Linked DNA regions of Homo sapiens: region 1 is linked to region 2. Evidence: read pairs that join two places in POLR2A ChIA-PET (ENCODE). Cell type or tissue: PC-9. All regions are shown on one strand.

Region 1 (8,000 bases), 92 kb before region 2:
TAGACAGAGGAAATCAGCCTAAGTGAAACAAATGACAATTTGACCACTAATACATTTAAATTTGCTAAAGTCAAATACATTTCAGTGTATTAAAATAGATTTTCATCTCGGTTTTAAAGGTCTCTGGTGAAAGACCCCAGATAGATGTGGAAATGTTTTGAAGTAAAGTCAGTGCTGGACATAAGTTCTCAGATCTGATGGGTGAACTCACTTAGATCGAAGCAACGTGGGATCAAAGCCACTTACAAAATTGCAGTACACTCTGAATTTTAGAATAAAGACATTCTTAGGGACACATAAATAAAATCACACTGTTCTCTGAAGTTAGACTGTCATGTAGATGGTTGGTGCCAATTAACGTTATTACTGGTAAATGTTCTACTGAGGAGGACAGATTAAACCATCTGTTTAGACTGTGAGATATTCCTTCAGCAGTGAGGTAGGAATCCTTCCTGCCACCTTTTAACAAAGGACAATATCATTCTGTGTCTTACTGGTATACACGTTATGAAAGATTATTTCACTTCCTTACACATGCTCAATGGGGTTTCCAAGTTTCCAGAAATGTTTTCTTCTTCCTAAGAAAATTAGTTCTTATCCATCTTAAATATTTTCTTACCAATTCATTGAGGTTCTCAAAACAATGAAATGAATCATTGAAGAAATGCTCCTACACAGACAGAAAAACACCTATAATTCTTGCTGATCAGAGTTCTTTACAGAGGAAATTCCAGAATACATGTTAGTCTGCAGAGTACTCCTAAGATCTTCTAAAGGGCTATTAATTTAAAAATACATAAACAAAATAATGTCAATACAATTTTCCTCAGCCCCTCCTAGAGGCCCCTGGCTCATTTGTTTGTAAACACCTTTTCCCTGCTGTTCTCATGTTAGCATATCTTCGCATCGTTACTATAGTTGGTATCATTTTGTTTATGATTTTTTTTATTTTTACACACACAAAAATATTTTGCTATATCACTAATTTTTTGTGTTGGCCAAAGCATTTCACGGAGAAGAACACACACACATGCACACACACACACACAGAAATGTCGCCTTTTATCATAAACATGGTAGTTGAAGAATGATCAGAAATCACCTTTCTGTTCTCAGGGATTTATAGAAACATAATGAAAACCCAAAACAGGAAGCATTGCTTTTTCTGCAAAGAGGAGATTCCCATCGTATGAGGTCTTGACACAGTTATTCTATTTTCTTTGAAGTAAATGTGAGTTTGTGTGTTTAATTCCACTCTGGGGCTTTCCTGTTTCTTTTTATAGAGTGTCTCTACTTCCATCAAATATGGCTTTTCACATGTTTTTTACTTTAACTGTGGCTTTATGGGAATAAGATTCTTAACCAAGTATATACAGACAATTTCCTGTAAAGTTTCCTGACTTTATGCAGGTCTCCATTATGAACACTGATTGATAAAAATCTACTAAGAGAAATTGTAGTGCCTGTCATCCCCGCTTCACCCTAAACTCATTTCCTGCCAGGCCAAACTCTTGAAATAGTTCAAGCACAGTAATCCTAAGAATACAACAAATTACGTGCTGATCTCATTGGAGAGCATTAAGTTTGTGGTTTGCCAGGAGTTCATTTCTAAGTAATGCTAAGATAGATCACTTGCCAAAAAAAATAAAAAATAAAAAAAGCTATTTAATGTTTCAGTTGAGCAGTGATTTATTTTCAAAAATATTTCCAGATGTTCCAATTCACCTACACTTTATAAGGCCACATTTCTAAAAGCAAGTGGCATTGACTTCCAGCTACTCCATCAAGTTATCCACTTTTGTTTAATTCGTTGAAAGAAAGATGCCTATTTATCTCACCTCAGGGTCTTCTTGGTGCGGGAAGTCCCCAGGGTAGATGTCCTGAGAGTCAACAGTGAAGCCGCATGGGGAGACTTGTGCCACATCTGCTTCCAGTCAGTCCCTCTGCTGAGGGCCACAGGGCCGCTGCTGCTCGTGAGAATTCCGGCTCTCATGGCCTCCCACTGCCAAAGAGAAGAAAGGGCCAAACTGCCAAGTGACCTTCATCATACCACATGCTTCTCAGTGTAAACACGTTCCTGGGGACGTATACTAAAGTCAGAATGGTATACCTTTCCTTCATTCCACTGTCAGAGAGTATGTATGCATTCCTCAGACTGGGGTTTTAAACCTTGGCTCTCGCTCAAATGTGAAGTAATCAGAAGTGATATGTTGATAAATTGTCTACTTGTTTGATGTAAGCAGGGAAAAGCCATTTTCCATGTAGAGTTTGAAAATCATACTTAGTTTACTTACACTAAGTACAAAGAAAGTTCCACCCTCCTACTGAATAGGAGACTTATTGAACCTGCTGCTTGACAGTTGCTTAAAAATATTTTAATATTAGCTGTAGGCTCCTAGAAACAAAAAGTGTATTTATAAAAAAATTACATTTTAGGCCAGGCACGGTGGCTCACACCTGTAATCCCAGCACTTTGGGAGGCTGAGGCGGGTGGATCACGAGGTCAGGAGAACAAGATCATCCTGGCTAACATGGTGAAACCCCGTCTCTACTAAAAATACAAAAATTAGCTGGACGTGGTGGTGGGTGCCTGTAGTCCCAGCTACTAGGGAGGCTGAGGCAGGAGAATCGCTTGAACCCAGGAGGTGGAGGTTGCAGTGAGCTGCGATCACGCCACTGCACTCCAGCCTGGTGACAGAGCTAGACTCTGTCTCCAAAAAAAAAAAAAAAAAAGACATTTTATAAAATGATCTTTCTCTGCAGAAAGCTGGCTAGTAATGGATATTCAGTGGGTTAATTATACTTACTGTAAATGGGATTCTAATTTACTGACATTAAGTGCACATTGCTTTTGGAGTAATATCCAATTAATACATTACCCATTAAGAGTCCTCTTCACAGGGCCTGTAATGCCTACTGCACAGTTCACTGACTTAAGTGTACAGTGTGCACACATGGGGCTCTGAGAAGCTTCTGCTTAGATCCCTGTCTGAGCTAAGACTCTGTGGTAGTGTGGAATGATGATCAACACTCCTTTGGACTGGCCAGATGCGAATTCAAACCAGCTCTACCTATCGTTCACTGGCTATGCGAACTTAATGTCTCCTCACTTGTAAAATGCAGATATTACATCTTCTCACCACTGTGAGCAATAAGGCACTAAACTAGCATGCTTAATACGGTCTCTGGAACATCATAAGTGCTCAATATAGAATCCTATTTTTATTACAATTATCATTTTTCCATTTGTTTTCATCAACTACAGACCATCTTAATTATCTATTGTGGAATTCTACTGCATGTCTCCTTGAACAAGAATTAATTATTTACAAAAAAAAAAAAAGAAAGAGAAGCCAGTATTCTTTTCTCAAGCTATATCATGTATTCAGTCTTTTTGAAATGTCATCTTTTCCTTGATTACCTCAAGAACATTATTTTCTGGGTTGGTTGTGGATCTTTTTCATCAGAGACCTTCCACTATAGGAGATGTTCTCTCCTGTGTTACCAGAAGTCACAAGTTAGAAAGCCTGGGCACACTGCCCTGCTGGGCGCCTTCGGGAGACAGCTGCACAGGACAGCTCTGAACTGGATGGGACTTCCTTAGAGCATTGCTGTGGTTTTTGTCTCTGTTTTACACCCCACCCTGAATTCTAGCTAGCTCATGTGCATGTGCAAACCGCAGAATATTGGATGTAAAATTGGAAAGCTCACACCGTGAAACTTGCCAGGAAGAGTGTCGCTGTGTTTACAGAAAGTAAAATGGTGTTGAACAGTGTTGAACAACGATTTTGAACAATGGAGCAGCCATTTTCAGCTCTGGTGCAGTGCAGAAAGCAACTCTTCCTGCCAGACAGACTTAAAACCTCCAGCTTCCTTTTCTGATTTGCCTTCAGCTAGGCCTGTGTGCTTCTGCTTTTTATTCATTTCATGGGAGTTACGCTTTCCTGCATCTTTCTGCAGACTCCTTCACATAGAAATTTTCCTAGACAAGGTCATCATTTGTAAGCCCTCCTTTGTCTTTGGTTTGCAGCTACCTGTTGAAAATAGGTCCACATTGGTTTATTTCTACCACAGATTTTGGATTGAGGAAGATGCATCAGGTGCAGTCTGGGAAGAGTGACCATTTGTCCTCGTATGTCAGACTGCAGCTCCTATTCCAACATAATTAATAGTGCACTTTTACTTGCTAAGTGATCTAGTTTAGAAAATACACTATATGATCACCCTGAATCTCAGCCCCCAGAAAGGGTGAACATAAAGTCATCAATTTTATTACTGCTCATGGCACTGCCCCTCTCCGTAGTGAGGAGACTTGCAGGAATAGGTTGATTTGCATCTTCCTGGATTTGTTTATGTTTATCCTTTTGTTTGTTTCTCCAGTTGGAGTATGTTGCAATGAACCGCTCACGGAATGGAATCACGGAAGAACTTATTGGAAGGGGAACCAAGGCAGCTCCAAGGTTTTCCACTCAGGGGCTCGTGGCTGTCCCCATAGAGTGCTTCTACTGATACACTGAGGGGCCCATAATTTCCACTTTGTAGGTTCATACGTTTCTAGATTCTCAGCTCCAAATTACACAATCCTGGCACAAAATTCGACTGGCTGAGTTTGAGTTAAATATTTACTGACTCTAGCAGGAGGCAGGGCTCCTTACCACAGACAGGGTGGTTGGCAGCAACCACTGTGTATTGGGAGAGTTTTCAGAGAAAAGTGAATTGGAGTCAGGCAGCCATCCTAAGTGGTGTCTACTCCATTTATTTTTTCTTTTTCAAATTTATTTAATTTTATTTTTTTTTATTTCAATAGGTTTTTGGGGAGCAGGTGGTGTTTGATTACATGAATAAGTTCTTTAGTGGTAATTTCTGAGATTTTGGTGCACCCATCACCTAAGCAGTGTACACTGTACCCATTGTGTAGTCTTTTATCCCTCACCACCCCCACCCTTTCCCCCATGTCCTCAAAGTCCAGTGTATCATTTTTATGCCTTTGCATCCTCATAGCTTAGTTCCCATACATGAGTGAGAACATACAATGTTTGGTTTTCCATTCCTGAGTTGCTTCACTTAGAGTAATAGTCTCCAATTCCATCCAGGTTGCTGCAAATGCCGTCATTTTGTTCCTTTTTATGGCTGAGTAGTAGTACATGGTATATATATGCCACATTTTCTTTATCCACTTATTGACTGATGGGCATTTGGGCTAGTTCCGTAATTTTGCAATTGCAAATTGTGCTGCTATAAACGTGTGTGCAAGTATCTTTTTCATATAATGACTTCTTTTCTTTTGGGTAGATACCCAATAGTGGGATTGCTGGATCAAATGGTTGATTTACTTTTAGTTCTTTAAGGAATCTTCACACTGTTTTCCACAGTGGTTGTACTAGTTTACATTCCCACCAACAGTGTAAAAGTGTTCCCTTTTCACCACATCCACACCAACATCTATTAAAGATTTGTTATTTTCGCTTAGTCTTGCTTTAACTATGTGGGCTCTTTTTTGGTTCCATATGAATTTTAGGATTTTTTTTTTCCTAATTCTGCGAAGAATGATGGTGGCATTTTGATGGGAATTGCATTGAATTTGTAGATTGCTTTTGGCAGTATGGTCATTTTCACAATATTGATTCTACACATTCATGAGCATGGGCTGTGTTTCCATTTGTGTTGTCTATGATTTCTGTCAGCAGTGTTTTGTAGTTTTCCTAGTAGAGGTATTTCACCTCCTTGGTTAGGTATATTCCTAAGTATTTTAATTTTTTTTGCAGCTATTGTGAAAGGTGTTGAGTTCTTGATTTGATTTTCAGCTTGGTCACTGTTGGTATGTAACAGAGCTACTGATACGTGTACATTAATTTTATATCCTGAAATTTTGCTGAATTCATTTACCAGTTCTAGGAGCTTTTTGAATGAGTCCCTAGGGTTTCTAAGTATATGATCATATCATCAGCAAACAACGATGGTTTGACTTTCTCTTTACCAATTTAGATGCCCTTTCTTTCTTTCTCTTCTCTGATTGCTCTGGCTAGAACTTCTAGTACTCTGTTGAATAGAAATGGTGAAAGTGGGCATCCTTGTCTTGTTCCAGTTCTCAGGGGGAATGCTGTCCACTTTTCCCTGTTTAGTATAATGTAGGCTGAGGGTTTGTCATAGATGGCTTTTATTACCTTAAGGTATGTCCCTTCTATCCCAATTTTGCTGAGATCTTTAATCATAAAGTATTGCTGGATTTTCTCAAATGTTTTTTCTTCATCTATTGAGATGATCATGTGATTTTTGTCTTTAATTCTGTTTATGTGGTGTATCACATTTATTGACTTATGTATGTTAAACCATCCGTGCATCCCTGGTATAAAACCCAATTGATCATGGTGGGTTATCTTTTTGATATGCTGTTGGATTTGGTTAGCTAGTATTTTGTTGAGTATTTTTCCATCTATGTTCCTCAGGGATATTGGTTTGTAGTTTTCTTTTTTTGTTATGTCCTTTGCTGGTTTTGGTATTAGGGTGATACTGGCTTCATAGAATGACTTAGGGAGGACTCCCTCTTTCTCTATCTTTTAGAACAGTGTTAATAGGACTGGTACCAATTCTTCTTTGAATATCTGATAGAATTCAGCTGTGAATCCGTCTGGTCCTGGACCTTTTTAAATTGGCATTTTAAAAATTACCATTTCAAGCTCACTGCTTGTTACTGGTCTGTTCAGACATTCTATATTTTCCTGGTTTAATCTAGGAGGATTTTATATTTCCAGGAACTTATCCATCTCCTCTAGGTTTTCTAGTTTATGTGTATAAAGCTGTTCATAGTAGCCTTGAATAATCTTTTGTACTTCTGTGGTGTCAGTTGTAATATCTCCTGTTCCATTTCTAATTGAGTGTATTTGGATCTTCTCTCTTCTTTTCTAATGGGCTATCAATTTTATTTATCTTTTCAAAGAACCAGCTTTTTGTTTCATTTATCTTTTGTTTTTTTTGTTGTTGTTGTTGTTGTTGTTTCAATTTCATTTAGTTCTGCTCTGATCTTGGTTATTTATTTTCTTCTGCTGGGTTTGGGTTTGGATTTTCTTGTTTCTTCTCTAGTTCTGAGAGACGTGACCTTAGACTGTCAGCTTTTGCTCTTTCAGACTTTTTGAGGTAGGCATTTAACGCTATGAACTGAAAGGAAAATATCTCGGACCCCCAAAATCACTAAGGAAAACTCAACTAAGGAAACTGCTTAGGGCAAACCTGCCTCCCATTCTATCCAAAGTCACTCCTCTGCTTACTGAGCTAGATGCATATCTGATTTGCCTCCTCCGGAAAGGCTAATCAGAAACTTGAAAGAATGTAATCCTGTATGACCTATCTGTGACCTGGAAGCTCCCTCCCTGCTTCTCGTCTTCCTGCCTTTGCTTCAAGTTGTCTCACCTTCCAGACCAAACGAATGTACTTCCTACATGTATTGATTGATGTCTCATATCTCCCTAAATGTATAAAACCAAGCTGTGCCCTTACCACCATGGGCACATGTCATCAGGACTTCCTGAGGCTGTGTCACGGGAGTGTACTCAACCTTGGCAAAATAAACTTTCTAAATTAACTGAGACCTGTCTCAAATTTTGAGGTTCACAGAACTTTCCTCTTAGCACTGTTTTTGCTGTATCCCAGAGGTTTTGATAGGTTGTGTCATTACTATCATTCATTTCAAAGAATGTTTTAATTTTCATCTTTATTTCATTGTTGACCCAATGATCATTCAGGAGCAGGTTATTTAATTTCCATGTATTTGCATGGTTTTGAGGGTTCCTTTTGGAGTTGATTTCGAATTTTATTCCACTGTGGTCTGAGAAATTACTTGATATGATTTTGATTTTCTTAAATTTGCCAAGATTTGTTTTGTGCCTATCATATGGTCTATCTTGGAGAATATTCCATGTACTGATGAATAGAATGTGTATTCTGCAGTTGTTGGGTAGTATGTTCTGTAAATATCTGTTAAGTCCATTTGTTCTAGGGTGTAG
Region 2 (8,000 bases):
GAGAAACTCTAAGGGACTATATATGTATGTGTATATGTGTATATATGAATATATATGCATGTGTGTATAAAATACATATATTTATGTATACACAAAATACATATATTTATGTATACACAAAATACATATATTTATGTATACACACATAGCTATTATAGTCTAATATAATTTAAATCTTATGTATGCTTAAAAATCCCTTTACAAAATCAAAAGGCAAATAAACAGGGGTAAATATATACAATGCACACAAAATACAAGTGGCTGATAATCTTTGTGGTGAAAGGACTCTCCTGACTGGGAAGGGGAAGGTGAACATTCCATTCAAAAGGTGCTGCAGGACAGGAAGAGACGGCTGGGGAAGAGCATGGAAGGAGCCACCCGCATAATCTTTGGTGCAAACTCAAACCCTGGTGGTGACTTTAGCATTACACAACTTTCTTCCCCAATTTCTCTTTGCCTGACAGCCTTGTCTCACACAATCATCTAATATTGATGACTAGTTGGTGATTGTGTTCTGGTGCAACTAATATGGTGAGGAGCCTCCATTCACGTCCACGGCCATCTCTTTCGGACTTAGCTTCAGTTGCTGGTCGGAGCTATCATCACATATTCTCTCTGGGTTGTTTTGAGGCTCACATCTCCACACACGTGAACACACCTTTGCACACACAGGAAGTTTACTAACATAGTGCCCGGCATTCATTCAAAGCTCAACACCAGAATCTTCCCTCTTTCAAGCTTTGTCTTAGACAAGAGTAGTTTGACGGCAAAAGGAGAAACCTACACAAACTAGTCTAAGGATGAATAATCATAAAGAAGTAGGGATATTTAAAAGAATCGAAGAGCAGAAAACACAGCCAGTCTCACAAGCAACTGGACCTGAGAAAAGAACAAGAAAAACTCTGAGGAGCAGCAAATCCACAGGTTTTCTAACAAGGAGCTGTGGAGGCAGGACCACCCAGGAACCTCACTCTGGGATGCAGCCAGTGCCATGGAAAGGCCTGGGTCAGCATGAGGACAGGTACCATGGAAGCTGGAAACTTGATGAAGTCGGCAGAACAAGCTTGGACACTGGAATCAGGCCAACCGGAATGAGACACCATCTCCTCACAAGCGCTACTGTGCTGGCCCCGAAACTCACTTCACCGCTTTGGGTCTCAGCTTCCTCATCTACAAAGTGGGGATAATAGGGCTTTCCCCATAGGATTGTTGCAAGTGCTAGACAAGGGTTCATAAGAGATTCTCAATTAGTTTTTGCCTATCTGCTACATCTACATTGCATATGCAATCATAAATTTTATCAGGTCAAAAGGCAGACTGATCAAAATGGAGTATTCAATGAAACAAGCATAAATGCCATGTTCTAACACAGCTGGTCCCAAAGGACAATTTTATTCCTGCAGGAAGCTTGTTAAGAAGACCTCCGGCCAGTCAGAGAAGTCTAAATCCCCACCCAGAGCTTTGCACGCTCTATATACATATTAATGTATTTCTATGTCTAGTGGTAAAGTAACCTAATTTTGCTTAATGTAGCAACTTTCAATTCTCCAAATTACTTTAATTATTAAACAAGGGAGGAAGGTTGTTTTGCTGATTATTAAAATCCTCCAGAAATAATTTTCTGTAGAACATACTTTCAGAAATGTCACACTCTAATGATTCAAGCTTAGTCCCGAATAGAAAACATAATTTTGGTTTTTTCATTTGTAAGACATATATAATATTGTCATGATGAATTTAGTAAGTCTTATTTAATATTCATTCATATATTCAATTATATTTGGGGAGTTCACTAGTGACTGGAAAGTGGGGATATGAGAGCCATTTTCTGATTTCACAGAAATTATAGACGAGCAGAGAAGGCAGACAATATAAAATGTAAGTATATGCAAAGAAGATGTACAGTATCTCATGAGAGGGTGTTCAAAGTATAGAAGGTAAGTGTCATATCGAGATAACTAAAAAATTATACATATCATTTATTGAAAATAACACATTTTCTATAGAGTTTTAAAAATGCATGTGTTACTTATATAGGAACACAAAAAAAACACTTTATTTCTCTAAAACTGATGTACCAAAGGCCCCACAGTCACACTTTAAAGAAAAAGACCTCTTTGGCTTTGCGAATTTGGGAAATTTTATTTTGCCCTTTTGAAGCTAACAAACTTTCCTCAGACTACTTCTAAATCATCATAACATTTCTCACCATGACAAACAGAGGCATTAGCAAGAAGAGAACAGGAGAGGTTCTGATAAATCTCTTTCAGAGGGATCATTCAAATATTGTTATTTTTCTTGGAATGTTTGAATTTTCATGATCTCTCAGCCCTCCAATTAGGATGGGTCTCCTCAATGTAGAAAGTGATAATAATGAAGAAGTTAGGTAAGGTGTTCTTTTGAATGGGAAGATATGAAAACTGCAAAACATCAAGGGCAAATTCATTCATCAGCCTCCTTAGCAAATCGGTTCATTCCAAAACTTGACTCAGCTGCTTTGTCACTAAACATACCCTCTTGACCTAGCCCTCGAGAGAGTAATTTTCAGTATTAGGGACATACTCCTGAACTTACTTCATTTCTAAAGAACGGAGTATTCTCTTGTTACTCATTGACGTCGAATGAGACACCAGAGCAGAAGCTGCACATCAGCTGTAACTTGGGAAATAAGAGACTCACATGACACAGTCTGCTTCCTACAAAATCCAAATTAATTCCACATGCAAAAAAAGAAGACTAAAATGTCTCTTGAGGATTGAGGTCAGGGAAGACTGTCAGAGAATGATGAGTACACAGAGTATTTCACAACTTTAGTTGATGGCCATTTCATTCTATCTTGTATAAACTGGGACTTCTTAATAATTGATTCAAAATGTAGCATCGTTTTTAGTGTGTTTCTTTGTATAGACATGCCCGTTAATTAGTTCTGATTTTCTATATTCTGTAATAGAAAACCAGTGTTGGTTTTGTCATCTGTATTGTTTTTTTCTTTGAAAATATTTCTCCTTTGCCTCCGTCTACTAGGGAAAAAATGGATTTTGATCAAATCGAAGCAAACCTTTATGTGAAGAAACTGCTACAGTAAGCAAACAGCCATAAAAACAGTAAAGAAAGTGAAAGAAAAAATAAAACAGGTCCCTGGTGGAAAGGGATACCCCTAAGTGTTCTTAGCATGAGACCAATGACCTGATTTATGATGAAACTAAATGCCTCTATCCAAATTCTGACCTGATTTTTTCCTGCTTTATATTAGCATATTTACTGTTTCGTTTTTCACCGTTACTTTTTCATTGACATTGATCTCTTGTTATTAAATATAAAAAGAGTTTATATTTAATAACAAGAGATCAATGTCAATGAAAAAGTACTACAATAATGTTTGGGAAACAGGAACGTAGGTGAGCCTGACTGACGCCATTTTAAAATCAACTCCATCTTAAAACTAGCAAGTCACATTCTTTGCCAGTCACACCCCGTGGTCATAAGATGTTTACAGCTAAGGAAGCAATTTAGTAATGCCCGCAAGGGCGAGCTCCTAGGACAGAAGAATGTTCAGATGTCCCAATATCACATAACAGTATGTGCTTCTAAGATGATCATAGCATGCTTTGATGTACTTTCGCACTCAAATGCCAAGGATAACCTTCTCCATATCAACAAAGTAATCAATTTTTTCATGCTGTTAGCCCGTGGGCACCTTAGCTTTTACATACATAAGACCCCTATACAAGAGGAATTTAAAGCACTGATGGCACATTCTTCAGCTTGTTTTCTGAGGATGCCCTACTCTGTAACCGAGTAGCTTTCCATAAACTCTCTCTTCTCACTGCACTCTGAGACTCACTCACATTTCCTTCCTGTGCAAGATCCATGAACCCTCTCTTGGGATCTGGGACAAGACCCCTTTTTCCAGCAACACTAACAGTTAAACAAAAACAAGCCTTTGGAGATGTCTAGTAGGGTTTCTCAGCTTTTCTGTTTGGTGACTTTTAAGACTTTAATTTTTTTAATTGTGTTTTTAAACATATAACACATATATAAAAGAGTATAGTATATGTGCTTGTATGTATGTGTGTGTGTGTTTGTGCATAAAGAATAGCAATAAAACAAATAATGTGTACACACTGCCCAGCTTAAGAAACAGAACTTGAAAGCGTCTTCCTGATTTTATCCCCCTTACTCTGTCCCTCCAGAGGTAACCACCATGCTGAATGTTTGTCATTAATTCCTCATATAGTTTTATTTTTATTTTCCCCATATGGCTGTGTATAACAAATGTACTATTTAGATATTTTCAAAGTTGATCTCAGGAAAGGGCCATTTTTTAAGTAAAGCTTCCATGGTAAGAGAAGCGGATCTGTGTCTCTCGGGATCACAGTCTGGCCTTAGTTTTCCTGAGAAGTTACAATAGCCCCATTTGAGAAAACAAGTGGTCAAGGACAGAAGTGAAAACCTGTGAAAAAGCTGGAACTTCTAGAAAGGCTGCAGTGTGGTCCAGCAGGAATACAATTGGGGTGTGGTGGGAACAGGGTTTGTCTTCTTCTTCTAAGCTCAACACAGCCAAGTTCTAACCCTTGGGGGTAACTAGTGCACAGCTCTTCGTGGGTGCCATGTGGATGATCTCAGCGGATTCGGGCTGCAGGCACAGAAGACGGAACAGAGGCTCCACCAGCATTGTGCACTGATGAGTCTGGCGGGACACACCGCCATTCCACCTTCACGCAGAAAGGCCATGTGTTGATGGCAAAGACGGCGCAGATGACCGCTTCCTACACACTATCACCTATGAGTGACACTGCTCCGATTGGGATTTTTTTGCTCACTAGCTCTGGTGTCATGCTTTCTCCTTGGGATCTTTCCTCAATATCATCCTGGAACTCCCTTTGCTTCTCTGACGTGTTACATCTTCACTTTCCTATTTCCTATGTCTTCCTTTTCTTTAGTGCTTTCACTTGTCTTGGTGAAACCTGTCTTCCAAAAACTTTTTGAGAAGAGATTACTTGGGAGAAAACGTGCCTGAAAGTATATTTACAGCTGATTTTCATTATTTGCCATAGTTATGTCCTGTAAAGTTGCCACCAACACTGAATTAGCAAATACTGAGCCATTGCTCTCAGAGAAATGACAAGATTAGGTTCCTGCCAGTCTCTGTTCACAACATTTTCATCTACCAATCAATACATTACCCTGTTTGATGTGTGTTTCTGTTTAAAGACACCTTATTTTCTATACAGTTAATTCATTAATATTGCACTCATGGCCGAGATCACTGTAACTCAGGCCTGAATGAAGCTTAGCCACACATATCACACCCCACCTGTGCTAAGGAAAGCTAGCCAACACTTCAGCACTACACCTGGGGGTCATCTTAAGTGGAGAAACCACAAACAAAAAAGCACAAAAATCCAAAGAAAAAATTGCACTAAATAGACCATGAGAAGGATATGTTCCTGTATGAAAGCTGCATTAAACAAACCATGTCATCTTGTTTAACCTCAACTGGGAAAGTGCGTTGGGCAACTCAAATTGTTTACCACATGTCTGCAAATGACTGCAAAAGTGTTGTAATACTGATTTGAGAGTTACGAATAAATTTTAGTAAGAAAATTCACAAACACAGAATCCGCAAATAATGAAGACTTCATTCCGTTCTCAAACTTAATTGGTTGTTTGCCCAGATACAATTGTTCAGGCTGGAAATACCTTTCCTTCAGAATATTAAAGGCATTCTTCCATTTTCTAGTTTCTAGTGTTGAAGACAAAACATTATCAGTTCTTATTCTTTAATTATGATCTTATTTCTTGCTGAAATATAATATTACAGTTTCTTTGGCCCACGTATTCTGAAAATGTCATGAGAATATGCATGGCTTGAATATTTTATTTTATTCTCATGGAAGCAATGGGATTTTTCAGTTTGGCTGCATAAATTAATTCTAGAAAAAATTTGAATTTATTTAATTGGTGAGTCCTCTCCTCTGTTCTTTTTTTTTTTTTTTTGAGACGGAGTCTTGCTCTGTCATCCAGGCTGGAGTGCAGTGGTGTGGTCTCGGCTCACTGCAAGTTCCGCCTCCCGGGTTCATGCCATTCTCCTGCCTCAGCTTCCCGAGTAACTGGGACTACAGGTGCCCACCACCACGCCCAATTAATTTTTTGTATTTTTAGTAGAGACAGGGTTTCACCGTGTCAGCCAGGATGGTCTCGATCTCCTGACCTCTTGTTCTCTCTTTTTGAAAGGCTTACCATTCAGATGTCAAACACTTTGTCCTGGTCCTCTAATAGCCTTATCTTTTATGTCTTATTTTCCAGCTCTTTTTCTTTCTGCTCTACTTTTAAGGTTATTTCTTCAACTTTAAGTTCCAAACTTTCTATTAAGTTTTAGTTTCTGCTATCATGTTTTTAATTTCCCAGAGCTGTTTGTTTCTTGCTTCTCATTCATATCATTGTGTTCTTGTTTCACAGGTACTTCTCTCTCTCCAAAGATATTAGTGACTAAGGATGAGTCTTCAGAAGGTCTTCTTTTCAGGATGGGTATGACAAGCCTGCCTGAGGCAGACAAAACTCCCACTGAGAACTGGAAAAATGCAAAATGAAAAATTTATCTTGAAATGACCAGAGAGCTATCAGAGACATTCAGGAAATGAATAAGAAATAAACTAGAGCAATATCATATTACTTGAAGACAGACTCTGATTATGTATACTGTAAATTCTGTGGCAGCCAATACAAAAATTAAACACATTATAGATTATGAGTCAAAAGGTGAAGATAAAATAAAATCATAAAATATGTCCAATCAACTCAAAAGAAATCAGAAAGATGAAATTTAAAAAAAAACAAAATAGATGGAACAAATAGAGATCTAGCAAGATGGCAGATGTTAATCAAAATGCAACAAATATAATTTTAGCAGCATAAACACACCAATTCAAGGACAGAGATTGACAGAGTGTGTATAAAAGCAAGACAAAACTATAGGCTGTCACAAGACAGCCACCTGCACATACAAGAGTTCAAACAGAAAGAATGAAGAAACAGACACCCTGAAACACAACACACAAGTAACATTATCAGGTATAAAGAGAAACAAATCTTTGTGTGTGTGTGCACCTAACAACTAACAATACATTTTAAAATATATAAATAAATCTGATAGAAATGAAAGGTAAAACAGACAAGTCCACAATTATAGTTTAAGATTTCATCACTCCTTTGTCAATAATTAATAGAACAAGTATTTAGAAAGTCAAGGAGAGTACAGAAAAGCTGAACAACACCGTCAACCAACTCTATCCAATTGACACCTGCCTATGGAAGAGTCCACTCACCCACAGAAGAGTACAGAGACTCTTCCAATGTGCATGGAACAATCACTAACACAGGCCAGACTCTGGGCTAAAAAACAAATCTCAACATGTTTAAATAAATAGAAATATACAGTGTGCTCAGAGATTGTGATCGATAATTATAATGGAATTAAACTGGAAAAAACCTAGCAAAAATATATCTGGAAAATTTCTCCAAATATTTGGAGATAAAATTGTGCATGACTAAATAACCTGTGAGTCAAAGTAGTTTCAGCTAAAAGTAAACATTATTTTAAAGTATAGAGGAAATTAAATGTGACATCAGAACTTGCAGGATCTAACTAAAGTAGTTCTTAGGGGAACATTTTTATTTAAATACCTATATTATAAGAGAAGAATCTCAAATGACTACTCTAAGCTGGTATTATAAGAAATTGGGAAAAGAAGACAAAATGAAGCCCAAAACAAGAAGAAATAATAAAGATGAACAGAACCCCAGATTTAGAAAATATACATTTTTAAAAAATTAATAAACCAAAATCCACTTATTTGAAAAGATCAATACAGTTGATTAGCTTTTAGACAGACTTATCACAGAAAAAAGTCAGAAAGCACAAAGTACCATATCAATAATGAAAGAGAATACATCATTACAGATTGTGTACATATTAATAAACCTATAAGATTAATTTT

Evidence for each region. ChIA-PET counts read pairs that join two places held together with the same protein. Peaks named below come from ENCODE experiments on the same cell type or tissue, not always from the same donor. Only the 100,000 strongest peaks of a DNase experiment are listed, where the experiment ranks them.
Region 1: POLR2A ChIA-PET joins it to region 2 with 11 read pairs; 2 of 35 experiments call an interaction of 5 or more read pairs at or near these places.

Annotation. Positions count from the first base shown.
Region 1 is chr7:54,809,995-54,817,994 of GRCh38, forward strand. It overlaps LOC124901636 (a long non-coding RNA gene), which reads right to left and starts at 2,139. Exons shown (of 2, transcript XR_007060327.1): 1 at 1,839-2,139. In PC-9, no CTCF peak of the experiment used is centred here; a DNase peak (open chromatin) is centred at 7,386; H3K27ac peaks cover 1,277 bases.
Region 2 is chr7:54,901,649-54,909,648 of GRCh38, forward strand. No RefSeq gene overlaps it. Among named protein-coding and RNA genes, the nearest start is that of EGFR, 110 kb to the right of the region's middle. In PC-9, no CTCF peak of the experiment used is centred here; no DNase peak of the experiment used is centred here.